2 separate regions of the Homo sapiens genome follow, and region 2 is linked to region 1. A link is an interaction called in ENCODE POLR2A ChIA-PET data of the cell type or tissue named here. Cell type or tissue: GM12878. All regions are shown on one strand.

The links. Peaks named below come from ENCODE experiments on the same cell type or tissue, not always from the same donor. Only the 100,000 strongest peaks of a DNase experiment are listed, where the experiment ranks them.
Region 2: POLR2A ChIA-PET joins it to region 1 with 6 read pairs; 2 of 35 experiments call an interaction of 5 or more read pairs at or near these places.

What each region holds. Positions count from the first base shown.
Region 1 is chr5:173,537,589-173,540,088 of GRCh38, forward strand. No RefSeq gene overlaps it. Among named protein-coding and RNA genes, the nearest start is that of LINC02995, 41 kb to the right of the region's middle. In GM12878, no CTCF peak of the experiment used is centred here; a DNase peak (open chromatin) is centred at 1,223; H3K27ac peaks cover 845 bases.
Region 2 is chr5:173,313,768-173,316,267 of GRCh38, forward strand. It overlaps STC2 (stanniocalcin 2), which reads right to left. Exons shown (of 4, transcript NM_003714.3): 4 at 956-2,500. Among named protein-coding and RNA genes, the nearest start is that of MIR12118, 11 kb to the left of the region's middle. In GM12878, no CTCF peak of the experiment used is centred here; no DNase peak of the experiment used is centred here; H3K27me3 peaks cover 196 bases.

The DNA of each region.
Region 1 (2,500 bases):
CATAATGTTTTGAGGTTCATTCATATTGTAGCATGCATCAGTATTTCATTCCTTTTTTTTTTTTTTTTTTTGAGATAGAGTCTTACTCTGTCACCCAGTCTGGAGTGCAGTGGCGCAACCTCAGCTCACTGCAACCTCTACCTCCTGGGTTCAAGCAATTCTCCCACCTCAGCCTCCCGAGTAGCTGGGATTACAGGCGTGTGCCACCACACCCGGCTAATTTTTGTATTATAGTAGAGACGGGGTTTCACCATGTTGGCCGGGCTGGTCTCAAACTCCTGACCTCAAGTGATCCACCCACCTCAGACTCGCAAAGTGATGGGATTACACACGTGAGCCACTGCGCCCAGCCCTCATTCCTTTTTATAGTTTGTGTTGATGGATCAACTGGTTCAAAATGTGGGTCAGCAGAAGCTGGGAGCATCAAGGTCCTGCTAACATGTGACAGGCAGAAAACTCCTCCAGGTCTTTACAGAGTACACAACAGAGAGGCTCCCACCCAGAAAACCAGCGTGCCATAGATGGTCCAATATTACATTCCAGAGGTCTTGGGACCTGGGCACGAGCCGCTTCTCTCCTGAGATATTCTCCCGGAATAGACAGAGGTGTCAGTCAGCATGAAAATAACCTTGGCAGAGATCCCCACACCAGAAAGATAGCCACAAACATGTGTGTCAAGGCACATGGTTGTGGGGAGGGGGTTCTAAATTAAGCCTTGGGCTCTGTGTTCTATTGACTTGGGCCTGGTGGGGCCGACCAGTCCGTTCTGCCCCTTTGGGTGCACATCCCTGGTTTGGCAGATGCCAGGTGAGAAGGGTCTTGGGAAGGCCAAGGTGGAGGTGCTGCCAGGAGCTGTGGAATGACTTCCAGCACTCAAGCACTACATCCAGGCCAGAGACAAACCAAAGAGGGAAAGATAAAGGGAAGCAAATGAAGTTCAACTTCTTGAATGGAACTTAGAGAAGCAAATATAATGCCATTTTGGCACATGGAAAGGGTGCCATTAACATACTGACTGATTATTGAGATCAGAGATGATCAGAGGGATGACAGGGAACTGAGTTAGATGAAAATGATTGTAGAAACCACTGTGGGCTGAACCTAATTTTCCTCTGTGATGTAGCATGGTCTTCTTTTTAAATTTCATAATGATGTGAAATGGTGTTTTTGGCATTTGTGGGATGCCTAGGGCTAAGATGAACCTGAGAACTGGCCCCAGCTGTGTCGTCTCTGGTTATGTCAACTTGGGTGCATTTCCTCTCTGACTCTCAGTTTTCTCATCTGTAAAATGGAGATGATAGCATGGTTATCTTGGAGACCTACCATGTGGCTTGAAACTGACATAGCTGAGATGCCTGGCACTTGCAGGTGCTCCTTCAAGTGAAGCTTGATCTCTTCCTCCTTCTTTCTCTTCTAAATATCAAAGGAAAAATAGGCCTTTAGCTGAATACAATAAAGCATAGCTATCAGTGATGCAACGTTACCCCTAATGGTGGGCTGCAGTGAGAAAGCAAAGGAGTAAGACACAGTGAACACCTGTAATTGAGATGGCTTCAAGACTTCAAGTTGGAAAAGATAAAATAAATCCATAAATCATTCTACTATAAAGACACATGCACACGTATGTTTATTGCAGCACTATTTATAATAGCAAAGATGTGGAACCAACCCAAATACCCATCTATGATAGACTGGATAAAGAAAATGTGGCACATATACACCATGGAATACTGTGCAGCCATAAAAAAAGAATGAGTTCATGTCCTTTGCAGGGACATGGATGAAGCTGGAAGCCATCATTCTCAGCAAACTAACACAGGAACAGAAAACCAAACACCACATGTTCTCACTCATAAGTGGGAGTTGAACAATGAGAACACATGGACACAGGAAGGCGAACAACACACAACGGGGCCTGCCGGGGGGTGGGGGGCAAGGGTAGGGAGAGCATTAGGACAAATACCTAATGCATGCAGGGATTAAAACCTAAATGACAGGTTGATAGGTGCAGCAAATCACCATGGCACATGTATACCCATGTAACAAACCTGCACCTTCTGCACATGTATCCCAGAACTTAGAGTAAAATTAAAAAAATCCATGGGAGAAACAATTTCAGAATAACTCAAAACACTGCACAGTGTGAAGCAGGTACTCCCTCCTTTGGTCTCAGTTGGTGCCCTCTCCTCTGGATAGCCTCATCTGAAACCTGCGATGGGTGAAAGCCACTCCATCCCAGCAGGTTTCCCATCCTGGCACTGACACCACATCAAAATGATCTAATTGTGGTTCTGGGCCTCCTGCCTCCAACCTACTGTGAAGACTGCCTGGCACATAAACACTTCTTAAAATATGATAAGCTAGCATTTAATGAACACTTAATACATCAGACAGCCTGTACCAAGATCTCTGTATTTGCCTCTTTTTTTCATGACAAAAATGCTAAGGTGCAGGGCATATTATTATCCCTAATGTGTGGAGGAGAGAAGTGAGAGTCACA
Region 2 (2,500 bases), 220 kb before region 1:
ATCCACATGCAAAGAAAAATGAGGAGGCTCCACGATTCTCCTGCTTTCCTTATCGGAACCAAAATTTGAGTCTTTGCAGAGAGTAAAGGTGAGAGCATTAACTTTCCTTTCCATTTTGAAGCAGAACTCCTTGGAGGCCTGGAACTATAAATGTAAGAGTATAATTATTCTTTCCCCAAGCCTCGTGTAAAATAGGCATAACACTGATTGGTTTAACTTAAAAATAAATTTAAAGTGGAGATTCTAGGCCTGAAGTAGGGGAAGGTGTGTGGGCTTAGGAGTCCTGATCTGAGTTTGAGTTCAGACCCCACCCCACTCACTAGCCACACAGTTTGGGACAAGTCTGTACCTCAGTTTCTTCACCTGTAGAATGAGGATAATACCTATTATTTGTGGGATGTAATGAGGATGAAATAATGCATGCAAAATGCCTACTGTGGTGCCTGGAACATAGTAGGTACACCAACAGTGGCACAGATCACGTAAACCAGGGGCTCCAGCTCTGTTCTGCTGTCGTGAGCAAGAGCTGGGGAGGAGGCAGTGGGCTTCCCTCTATATGCCAGGCCACTCAGCTGTTAAGCTGGTGGTGTCTGCTGCAGGCTCAGTCTGAGAGAAGGGGTGGCCAAGCCACAGGGGAGACTCACAGGGGAGACTCAAAGGTGAGACCAGAGTGAGCCTTAAGGACCTGCCTAATGGGGTGTGGGGGTGGCACTTCCAGGCCAACTGCATGAAATTTATTCTCCTCCTTGTCTGGGTGACTCAGGCAGGGGCTTGGACAGGGTCCCTCTGACGGAGAAGCCTAGGGTAGTCCTCTTCATCTAACTTCCTTCCCTGTAGGCTGAACATCCACAGAAGCATAGGATTCTCTTGACGTAAAAGCCCACTTGCTCACAGCTGTCCCCCTGTGCACCGGACATCAATGACCCTCTCAGACAATGACGCTACTCAAGTGGAAGCCATTTATTTAAAACTTTTATTAACGCTTGAAGAAAAATAATGCAATGTGACAATGTACAGGTCCTGTTGCCTAAATCCGTAGTAGAAACAGATATTATCACTTAGCAAGCTCACGTGGTGCCAATTCTGAGATCAGACGGGGTTGTTCCTCCTTAGGAAGTGGCCACTGGAAGCATTGTTTTTCCATGCTATTTCCGTGAAGCCTTTTGCTTGGTTCGAGTTTAAATTTCTCCCTTTGTGTGAGTATGACTATAGTTCTGGCCTGGTGTTTTCTATTTATTTAGTTTTAGATGTCAGCATTTTACTATACTTGGTCCTCTCACTTCAGAATAACAGGGCTATTTATTGATACAAAGGAGAGGTGTTCAGATCATCTTGTTAAGATGCAGAGCTCAAAATAAACACTAAATCTTTATTTGGAGATCCACATCCTTCCTCAAAGGAAGGCTCATGAGTAAATTTGTATGCAGTATAAAGCCCAAGTAGAGGGTGTATTTTTAATGACTACTTTGCTTACATTTTAGATTGTGCAAATGTCTCAATCAATGCTTGCAGGAATGTGGACCTTCCTCAGTTTTAAGCAGAAGACCCTGAGCAATAAATACTGTTGCATGCTTCCAATAACGTGAGGGATGGGATAGAAATGCTATCTACCCGACTTCTGAGGAGAAAACAAAGCAGTGGCATGAAAAATATACAACAGAGATCAGTAAATGGGTTCAAATGAACACAGTAAACCATTTTATGCCTTAGGGGGAAAACACAGAGATAATAAATACAAATGACAAATATTTACAATAGAAGCAACGAATGGGATCAGTAGGCGAACACATAAAACATTTACACGGAGGAAAATGGAAATGTGATGCCTTTCACACATCCAGTCCAGGAGCTGGCGGACAAATGAACAGCTGACTCAGCAACGCAGGAGAATGTTATTGCTTTAGCTTTTGAGTGATGTCAGTAAAACAGTCAACGTGCCTGCCGCGGTGGCTCACTGCAGGAGACAGCCACGGTTTACACTCGTTCCCATGGCAGAGCCTGACACACAGGTCCTCCTCCCCCCAAGGGCAGAGCTGGATTAAGTGCACCAGCTCTTCTGTTCTCTGCAGCCCCAGATCTTGCTGGGTGCCCAGGGAGCCCGGTGGCGGGGGCTGGAGGTGGGGTTTCCTCCCTTCCCCCAACCAATGATTCCCCTCCCCACCCAACCGCCGGCATGGATCATGAAAGACTGGGATTGGATTTGGGGCATAGAAATACTAGCTGTGTTTTGGTTGAAGGCATTCCCCAGGAACAAGTCATTTTAGAGCAGATACGCTTGGTTTCTTGGTGTCTGGCCTCAGGTTGCCTTGAGGAAGAGCTGATGAGTTGACGGATAAGGATGCATATGCTTTTTGACCCACTCACTAGAACAGAGATCAGTAAACTGTGTCCTGTGAGTGAAATTCAGCTGGGAGCCTGTTAAATAAATCTTCCTGGAAGGGAGCCAAGCCCTCTCGTTTGTGTGTTGTCTATGGCTGCTTTTGTGCTAGGACGGCAGAGT